2 separate regions of the Homo sapiens genome follow, and region 2 is linked to region 1. A link is an interaction called in ENCODE POLR2A ChIA-PET data of the cell type or tissue named here. Cell type or tissue: OCI-LY7. All regions are shown on one strand.

Region 1 (5,000 bases):
GGCCTTTGTGCGGCTCCGGGAGGCTGTGGAGTTGGACGCAGTGTTGGAGGTGCCGGTGCCTGTGCGTTTCCTCTTCCTGCTGCTGGGCCCGAGTAGTGCCAACATGGACTACCACGAGATCGGCCGCTCCATCTCCACCCTCATGTCAGACAAGGTCAGCTACCCTCCTCCTCTGGGCCCTGCTTCCTGGAGCCCATCCTAGGCCAGTCTTGATCCCCATGACTGCCTCCCACCCACTGGCCTTGCCCACCCTCAGCTCCAGGCCCTCAGCCCTCTTCTTTGTGCTCTCCCCCATCCCCATGCTGCTTTGGCAGCAATTCCACGAGGCAGCCTACCTGGCTGACGAGCGGGAGGACCTGCTGACGGCCATCAACGCCTTCCTGGACTGCAGCGTGGTGCTGCCGCCTTCAGAAGTGCAGGGCGAGGAGCTGCTGCGCTCTGTGGCCCACTTCCAGCGCCAGATGCTCAAGAAGCGAGAGGAGCAGGGCCGGCTGCTACCTACAGGGGCTGGGCTGGAGCCCAAATCTGCCCAAGATAAGGGTACGGCCAGGGCGGGCTGGGGCCAGGGCTGCCTCGAGGGGGTGAGGTGGGCAAGAGGGGCTGGGGCGCCCTGACGGAGGCCTGGGTTGCAGCGCTCCTGCAGATGGTAGAGGCGGCAGGGGCAGCTGAAGATGATCCCCTTCGGCGGACGGGGCGGCCCTTTGGGGGGCTGATCCGAGATGTGCGGCGCCGCTATCCCCACTACCTGAGTGACTTCCGAGATGCACTTGACCCTCAGTGCCTGGCCGCAGTCATCTTCATCTACTTTGCCGCCCTGTCTCCTGCCATCACCTTTGGGGGGCTGCTGGGTGAGGAGAGCCTTCAGGTAGGGGGCGGCGGGGACTGCCCAGGGCCTGGCCACCAGCTCCTGAGCTGGTTCCTACACCCCTAGGAGAGAAGACGCAGGACCTGATAGGGGTGTCGGAGCTGATTATGTCCACAGCGCTCCAGGGCGTGGTCTTCTGCCTGCTGGGTGCCCAGCCCCTGTTGGTGATCGGCTTCTCAGGGCCCCTGCTGGTCTTTGAGGAGGCCTTCTTCTCGGTGAGGGCTCTTCTCGCCCATCTCCAGCCGCCCCTCCCGTGCCCTAGACACCTCCCCACAGCATCCCCACCCAGAGCTCAGGACCTGACTGCCCCTCCCTCCAGTTCTGTAGCAGCAACCACCTGGAGTACCTGGTGGGCCGTGTGTGGATCGGCTTCTGGCTGGTGTTCCTGGCCCTGCTCATGGTGGCCCTGGAGGGGAGCTTCCTGGTCCGCTTCGTCTCCCGCTTCACCCAGGAGATCTTCGCCTTCTTGATCTCACTCATCTTCATCTATGAGACCTTCTACAAGCTGGTGAAGGTGGGCAGGCCCCTGCCGAGAGCTGGGCCAGGAGGGCCGAGGTCTCAGGGCTGGAGGGAGTCTCTTGGTCCCATCCTCTGGATTTGAGGCCAGGCTGGTCTGGAGCATCCCCGGGGCTTGTTGCCAACACGTATACCAGGGCTGCAGATTACTCTTTTAATTAATTAATTAATTTGAGACATTCTTACTCTGTTGCCCAGGCTGGAGTGCAGTGGCGTGACCTTGGCTCCCCGCAACTTCTGCCTCCTGGGTTCAAGCGATTTTCCTGCCTCAGCCTCCCAAGTAGCTGGGATTATAGGTGTGCACCGCTATACCTGGCTAATTTTTGTAATTTTAGTAGAGACGGGTTTCACCGTATTGGTGAGGCTTGTCTTGAACTCCTGACCTCAGGTGATCCACCCACCTCGGCCTCCCAAAATGCTGGGATCACAGGATTTAGCCACCACACCTGGCCTTAATTTATTTTCAAACAGCAACTCGAACTAGACAGATCAATCTTTCAAAAACTCATACTTTTATTTCTTTTTTTTTTTTTTTGAGACAGAGTGTTGCTTTGTCACCCAGGCTGGAGTGCAGTTTTGGTGCAATCTCTGCTCACTGCAACCTCTGCCTCCTGGGTTGAAGTGTTTCTCCTGCCTCAGCCTCCCAAGTAGCTGGGATTACAGGCACACGCCACCATGCCCGGCTAAATTTTTTGTATTTTTTTAGTAGAGATGGGGGTTTTACCATGTTGGCCAGGCTGGTCTTGAACTCCTGGCCTCAAGTGATCCGCCCGCCTCGCCTCCCAAAGTGCTGGGATTACAGGTGTGAGCCACTGCACCCAGCCAAAAACTCATACTTTTATTTTTTAAAAACTTCTATATTTAATGGCACAGTGGCGCCATTAGAGCTCACTGTTAGTTCAAACTCCTGAGCTCAAGTGATCCTTCTGCCTCAGCCACCCTAATAGCTGGGACTGCCGGCGGGCCCCACGCCTGGCTAATTTTTAAATTTTTTGAAGAGGCCTGCCTAGATTGCCCAGGCTTGTCTGGAACTCTCCTGGTCTCAAGCAATCCTCCTGCCTTGACCTCCCAAAGTGTTGGGGTTATAGGCATGAGCCACCAGGCCCAGTCCATCTTTATTTTATTTTATTTTATTTTATTTTATTTTATTTGTTTATTTGTTTTTTGAGACAGAGTCTTGCTCTGTTGCCTAGGCTGGAGTGCAGTGGCCCGCCTCACTGCAACTTTGGCATCCCAGGTTCAAGCGATTCTCCTGCCTCTGCCTCAGCCTCTCGAGTAGCTGGAATTACAGGTGCCCACCACGCCCAGCTAGTTTTTATATTTTTAGCAGAGACAGGGAAGGCTGGTTTCGAACTCCTGACCTCAAGTGATCTGCCCGCCTCGGCCTCCCAAAGTGCTAGGATTACAGGCGTGAACCACTGTACCCGGCCTGTTTTTTTATTTTTAAAAAATACATTATTTTTAATTTGGTTTTAAAACTCACATTTTTTAATAACAAAGGTACATGCTTTTGTTAAAATGTCAAACAATCCAGGAGTGTAGAAAGGGGAAAGGCTCCAGAGGTGACAGTCAGTCTGGGCATCAGATGTGTGTGACAGGCCACTCAGTGGTCCTCTGTGCTCATGTCCTCTTCCTTTAGGCCCCTGGATCCTCTCTGGGCCTGGCTGGTGCCACTCACCACTGCCTTCCTGACTTATACTAGCCGCTTGGTCTTTTCTGCCCCACACTGCCCTGTGCTCACAGCTGGTTCTCTGGGTCATTGTCTTAATTCAACAAGACAAGCTCCTTGAAAGCAGGCCAGCCTTTCCCCTGCCCCACCCCTTCCACCCGACACTCACTGAGCCCCAGGAATCTTTTCTGCAGTCCAGCTGATGGAGGCCGTGTGGCCTCCTCTCCCCAGATCTTCCAGGAGCACCCCCTGCATGGCTGCTCAGCCTCCAACAGCTCAGAGGTGGACGGCGGTGAGAACATGACATGGGCCGGGGCAAGACCCACGCTGGGGCCGGGCAACAGGAGCTTGGCTGGGCAGTCTGGGCAGGGGAAGCCCCGGGGCCAGCCCAACACGGCCCTGCTGTCGCTGGTGCTCATGGCCGGCACCTTCTTCATCGCCTTCTTCCTGCGCAAATTCAAGAACAGCCGGTTCTTTCCTGGCCGGGTGCGTGGGCTTAAAGGCCAAGAGGGGGTTAGGGGCAGGAAGGGGGGTGGCAGGAAGTCAGCGGCTGTGGTGGCAGGACTCTGAGCGCTGTGCCTGCCCACTCAGATCCGGCGGGTGATTGGGGACTTTGGGGTGCCCATCGCCATCCTCATCATGGTGCTTGTGGATTACAGTATTGAGGACACCTATACCCAGGTAAGGTGCTGCCCACAGCAGGCAAGTGCTGCTGCCTCTGCCACCCCGGGTCTAGGTGTTCCCCTCCAGCCTCCAAACCCAGCCTGTCCTTAAGCTTAAGCCTGTCCTTAAGATGCCATCCCCTTTCCATGGCATGCCCTCCACATTCACCTTAACCCTTGTCCCTACACTGTGTCTGCCCTGCAGAAGCTGAGCGTTCCCAGTGGATTCTCGGTGACTGCCCCAGAAAAGAGGGGCTGGGTCATCAACCCCCTGGGAGAGAAGAGCCCCTTCCCTGTGTGGATGATGGTTGCCAGCCTGCTGCCCGCCATCCTGGTCTTCATTCTCATCTTCATGGAGACACAGATCACCACGTGAGTGGTCCTAGCCAAAGGGGTGTGAGAGGCCAGAGCCCCAGGCCAGGCTGGGGAACTCAGCATGGAACCTCCAGCCACACTGGGCAATCCCAGGGACCTCAGGGAACCTTGGATGCCCAGATGGCCACAGTTTATTCTGTAGACAGCAGAAAAACCCCGATGTTTGCTGGGACAGGAACAGCACGTGGAGGGGCAGGCCACCCTGGCAGTGCTAGCTGGGAGCTGTCATGGACGATAAGGGCTGGGGGCCCAGGTTTTGCTCTGTAACGGAATTTGAATCCTGACGGAATGGACAGGGACCGCCAGGTTCCAAAGCCAGATGGAGGGACTGGCTGGGCATTCTGGAAAGACCCTGTGGTCTGCGGAGCTGAGTCCAGCCTGGGCCTCAGCAGCACCCCTCCCGCTCTCAGGCTCATCATCTCCAAGAAGGAGCGCATGCTGCAGAAGGGCTCCGGCTTCCACCTGGACCTGCTGCTCATCGTGGCCATGGGCGGCATCTGTGCCCTCTTTGGCCTGCCCTGGTTGGCTGCTGCCACTGTCCGCTCTGTCACTCACGCCAACGCGCTCACTGTCATGAGCAAGGCTGTGGCACCTGGGGACAAGCCCAAGATTCAGGAAGTCAAGGAGCAGCGGGTGACGGGGCTGCTGGTTGCCCTGCTTGTGGGTACGTTGCCTCTTGCCTTTCCCTTCCCAGTGGATTCCCCAGGGCTACTGGGGCCAGGGGACCCCGGGGCCAACTCTTTCTCCTGCGCCTCCCGTAGGCCTCTCCATAGTTATCGGGGATCTGCTCCGGCAGATCCCCCTGGCCGTGCTCTTTGGAATTTTCCTGTACATGGGAGTCACCTCCCTTAACGGGATCCAGTTCTATGAGCGGCTGCATCTGCTGCTCATGCCGCCCAAACACCACCCAGAT
Region 2 (5,000 bases), 330 kb after region 1:
CATGTGTGTGTTGTGTGTGCATATGTGTGTGTAAGTTGTGTGTATGGGTGCATATGTATGTTGTGTGTATGTGTGTAAGTTGCATGTGCATGTGTAAGTTGTGTATGAGTGCATATGTATGTTGTGTATGTGTGCACATGTGTATGTGTAAGTTGTGTGTATGGGTGTATATGTATGTTGTGCGTGTGTGCACATGTGTAAGTTGTGTATGAGTGTATGTGTGTGCACATGTGTATGTGTAAGGTGTGTATGTGTATATGTGTGCGCACGTGTGTATGTGTAAGTTTGTGTATGAGTGTGTATGTATGTTGTGTATGCACGTGTATATGTGTAAGTTGTTTGTATGGTGTATGTGTATATGTATGTGTGCGCACGTGTGTATGTGTAAGTTTGTGTATGAGTGTGTATGTATGTTGTGTATGCACGTGTATATGTGTAAGTTGTGTGTATGGTGTATATGTATGTTGTGTGTGTGCGCACATGTGTATGTGTAAGTTGTGTGTGCACATGTGAGAGTAAATCTGGCCGAGCATGATTTCTACCTTTAATGTTCCAGTTTTGCTTTTGAGAAGCATCTGACAGTTGTGGGTTTGGCAGCTGAGGGCCCACTGGTCACTGCAGGCAGGCCTTCTCCCCGCTGAGCCCATTGCAGCCTCTGCCTGACTCACAGGAGGGCGCTCCCCCAGCCCTACTCTCTTCTTTCATGGCAAACTTCTTTCTCAGGGAAGTCAGAGTGCTGGGAAGAGGCCAGTGGAGCTGTGAGCCCTGAGTTCTCACTCTAGCCCCTTCTTTACCACCTTGTGGGCTGCCTGGGCAGGTCTCAGGGCCTCACCTGCTTCAGCTGAGGAAGGCCGGGGCCAGACGGCCACCCTACCTTGTGTCTGCATATACCCCCCATTCACTCTAAAAAGTCCCCGCATCCCTTCAGCCTCCTCCTCAGGGTGTCACCCAGCTCCCCGTCCATCGACTATCGATTATTATTCCTGGCTGCAGCCACCTGCGACTCCAGCGAGCTGGGCTGATGGGTCTCACTGCCTTTCCTGTCCCCCCATGCGCTGGTCCACTGACTGGGGGTTCCTGTCAGAGCTCAACCAACAGCATTCCTCTGGTGGGGTTCATCCTGTCTGGTCTGCGCCCCCAGCCCCACCTTCAGGACCCCCTCGTGCCAGCCTGCGCCAGCCCTGTCTTTACTTGGGTCACCCTCCAGGCAGCGCCCCTCCTCCAGTGCAGCTGCCAGGCCCAGGGGCGCCAGGAGGCCTCCCTCGGGAGTCCGAGGTGACCACCACAAGTGACTCCAACAGTGTCCAACTGATCTGATCAGCAAAGGAATTTCCATTGCTCAGCTCAGACCCAAATTCATTGAGAAAGGAACAATTCCAACCTTCTTGAGAAGGAGGGGCTGGGATATTTTCCACAGCTACAAAGAAAGGAGAGGCTTAAAAATATCCTCAACTCCGTCTTCGGAACAATCCCCCACACTCCTCCTCCTGCAAACCTTTGGTCCACCATCGGGTCTCAATTAAGCCATTTCCTATGGAATTTGTCCCCATCCCTACGAGCTGTAGGCTCTGGTGCTTTTCCCTGCACCCAGCGGGGAGCCACTGTGCCCCCAAGGGGGAAGCATCAGGCTCTGTTCAGTGGATGGGCAGTGCCTCCCTGCCCCACATGCAGCCGCAGGCACTGAGCTCGCTGCCTGTCCTGGGTCCACGTCGCTGGGTGCTACTGACCACCTCCCAGCTGTCCACGTTTTTGCTTCCCCAGAGAGCCAAGGGCCCTCACGTGCAGGGGCCCATATCTCTGACCCCTCAGCCCCACCAGAAGCCTATGTATGGTGAGACTCAGCCCAAGCCCCCAGCCAGGCTGACCTGTTCACGATGGACGTGTGTCCTCGGTACACCTGCAGACACTGCCCGGTCAGCACGTCCCACCTCCTGATGGTGCAGTCGGCGCTGCATGTGAAGGCAGCCTCATCCTCCAGCTGGCAGAAGGTCACATAGCTTTCATGTCCTGCAGATGAGGGACAGGGGAGATGTGAGCGTACTGGGGATGCCAGCTCCTGCTTTTCTTCTGGGAACAATGTTTGAAAAGGGAAGAAAGCAGGATGTAGGGAGTGTTTGAGACAAGCTGGAGTCAATTAGCATTAGTTTTGTTTTGTTTTGTTTTTTTGAGACAGAGTCTCACTCTGTCACAAGGCTGGAGTACAGTGGCGCGATCTGGGCTCACTGCAACCTCTGCCTCCCGGGTTCAAGTGATTCTCCTGCCTCAGCCTCCTGAGTAGCTGAGATTACAGGCGCATACCACTATACCTGGCTAATTCTTTGTATTTTTAGTAGAGATGGGGTTTCGCCATGTTAGTCAGGCTGGTCTCGAACTCCTGACCTCAAGTGATCTGCCTGCCTTGGCCTCCCAAAGTGCTGGAATTACAGGCGTGAGCCACTGCGCCCAGCCCTCAACTCATCCTTCTTAAAGAATGACTTCAGTCTGAGTGATTCTCAGAAAGCACGGGGTACCAGTGAGGCACGACAGATAGTCAGGGAAGTAACCATGTCCTCAGGACGCAGCAACCATGGCGACTGCGCCGTCAACACAATAAGCCCCAGCATTCGCACTGCAGGCAAGCTCATTCAAGCAAAGCTATCTTCAGTAGGGACTTTCCCCTGTAGAGAGCACGTGCACTTTGATTTTTACCGGTCCTCACAGTGACCCTTTGCTCATTACAATAGTAAAAAACACACCCCTGGATGGAGATTTAAGATGCCAGTGAGACATGTGACGTATGAACAGGGATGCACAGCCACTGTGCATGAGCACCCAGAACATGCTTCCCAGCAACCCCCTTGCCCACCTGCTCATGAATAATCAGGTAAGACTCCTAAAAAGGGATCCTCCCTCCAGCCGGTCTTTGCTCTCTCATCCTCACAGGCAGCCTACCCTGACTCCCCTCTTGGGGCGTCCTGCCTATTCTGCACCTAACTTTCAGGGTATTCTTCCTCCTGTGCAATACATTGCTCTATGCTGCATCTCCTTTGCTGTGTGTCTCCTGTTTCAATTCTGTTAAACTAAGAAGACAAGAACTGAGGTTTCACAGCAGCCATCAACAGCAGGAGCAATCCAGGGGCACTCGCCTGCACCCTAAACCCTCTGTTTCCTCAGCTTCCACTCTTGCCTTCCTCCCTCCTCTCCTTCCCTCCTCATTTCTTTATCATCTCCTTTTAGTCTTTTTCAAACCTTTCAGCTTTTGCATTCCACATTTCCTCACCTGGGATGGGGACAATGCCTGCCTCACGGGATGTAGCGCAGACTGAGGACAGAGGCAGCCGCAGAGGGAATGGCACATGTTCGCTATTTTCCTTACACTGGGGAGAGATACTGTGGTAGGCAGAATGACGGCCCCAAGACAGCAGGTCCTAATCCCTGGAACCTGTCAATGTGACCTTACTTGGAAAGGGGTCTTTGTGGATGTGACGAGGTAAAGACTTTGACTGGGGAGATTATCCTAGATTATCCGGGGGGTCCTAAATACAACCGCAAGTGGCCAGGCGCGGTGGCTCACGCCTGTAATTCCAGCACTTTGGGAGGCCGAGGCGGGTGGATCACAAGGTCAGGAGTTCAAGATCAGCCTGGCTAAGATGGTGAAACCCCGTCTCTACTAAAAATACAAAAAATTAGCCGGGCGTGGTGGTGGGCGCCTGTAATCCCAGCTACTCGGGAGGCTGAGGCAGAGAACTGCTTGAACCCGGAAGGCGGAGGCTGCAGTGAGCTGAGGTTGCACCACTGCACTCCAGCCTGGGTGACAGAGCAAAACTCTGCCTCAAAAAAAAAAAAAAAAAAAAAAAATATATATATATATATATATATCTCCACAAATGTCCTTACAAGAGAGAGGCCAGGGAGATGTGATATACTCGGAAGAGGAGGCCGTGAAGGTGAAGGCAGAGATGGATGTGGCCACGAGCGCAGGAATGCCAGCAGCCACTAGGGCTGGAAGAGGCCAGGAACCGACCGTTCCCTGCAGGGTTTAGATGTGGCCCTGCTGACACCCTGCTTTCATCCCAGGGACGCTCATTTCAGCCCTCTGGGTTCCAGCACTGTGAAGAATCAACTTCACTTGTTTCCAGGCACCAAGCATCCTCCTTTGTCACAGCAGCCCCAGGACACTAACATAGACACAGAGACAATGAAACACAGCCTTGCCCTCCAAGGGAGCTCCAGGCCCAGAAGGGAAGACAGTCAAGGGCAGCATGTGGTCAGCAGGGCTCGGCACCCCACTGGCAGCGGCTGGCTGGGGCTCGGGAGAGAAGCCTGAGCACTGGAGACCAGGAAGAGGGTGACTCGGTGCCCGTAGGGAGAACAGCGGCTAGGAAAGCAGGCGTGCAGGGACTGGCTCCATGGGGCACCTCCAGGCCAGAGTCTGAGTGATCGGTAGAGATGACTGATGAGGCCGGGATGTGGCCAGAATGGAGGGCCAAGAGTGGAGGGCCATGCCAGGGTGTCTGGGGTCTCAGCACCTGAGCTACCCCACCAGCTGGTTGGGACTCTATCTCATGGGTGCAGTTAGATAGCTTGACTATCACCCTGGCTGCCAGATCAATGTTTATGCCTCAGGCATTGCTTAGCAGCCCTGGGGGCCCTCAGGGTCTCTGATCTTAGTAGGGCCTGCCCTTCAGGTAAAGATGGTGTGTATACAGTTGTCCCCCAATATATACAGTTGCCCCCAATACCCATCAGGGATTAGTTCCAGGATCCCCTGCAGATACCAAACTCCACAACGCTCAGGTCCCTGTGGTGTAGTATTTGCCCATAACCTATGCAATCCTCCTGCATACTTCAGTTCATCTCTAGGTTACTTATGACACCCACTGCGATGGCTACACATCGCTTCACTTGTGTGGATTCAGTGTAGGACTTGGTGAGCAGGGAAGCCAAATTTTGCTTTTTGGAGCCTTGTGGAATTTTTTTTCCTGGATGTTTTTCATCTGTGGTTAGACGAACCCACAGGT

The links. Peaks named below come from ENCODE experiments on the same cell type or tissue, not always from the same donor. Only the 100,000 strongest peaks of a DNase experiment are listed, where the experiment ranks them.
Region 2: POLR2A ChIA-PET joins it to region 1 with 5 read pairs; 2 of 35 experiments call an interaction of 5 or more read pairs at or near these places.

What each region holds. Positions count from the first base shown.
Region 1 is chr7:151,070,758-151,075,757 of GRCh38, forward strand. SLC4A2 (solute carrier family 4 member 2) reads left to right here. Exons shown (of 23, transcript NM_003040.4): 12 at 1-154; 13 at 315-540; 14 at 633-848; 15 at 932-1,080; 16 at 1,185-1,379; 17 at 3,282-3,536; 18 at 3,642-3,731; 19 at 3,918-4,084; 20 at 4,498-4,751; 21 at 4,849-5,000. Among named protein-coding and RNA genes, the nearest start is that of FASTK, 7.6 kb to the right of the region's middle. RefSeq lists an enhancer at 4,489-5,000. In OCI-LY7, no CTCF peak of the experiment used is centred here; no DNase peak of the experiment used is centred here.
Region 2 is chr7:151,398,235-151,403,234 of GRCh38, forward strand. WDR86 (WD repeat domain 86) reads right to left here. Exons shown (of 6, transcript NM_198285.3): 2 at 1,866-2,007. Among named protein-coding and RNA genes, the nearest start is that of WDR86-AS1, 8.4 kb to the right of the region's middle. In OCI-LY7, a CTCF peak has its summit at 2,974; a DNase peak (open chromatin) is centred at 2,637; H3K4me3 peaks cover 525 bases; H3K27ac peaks cover 1,247 bases.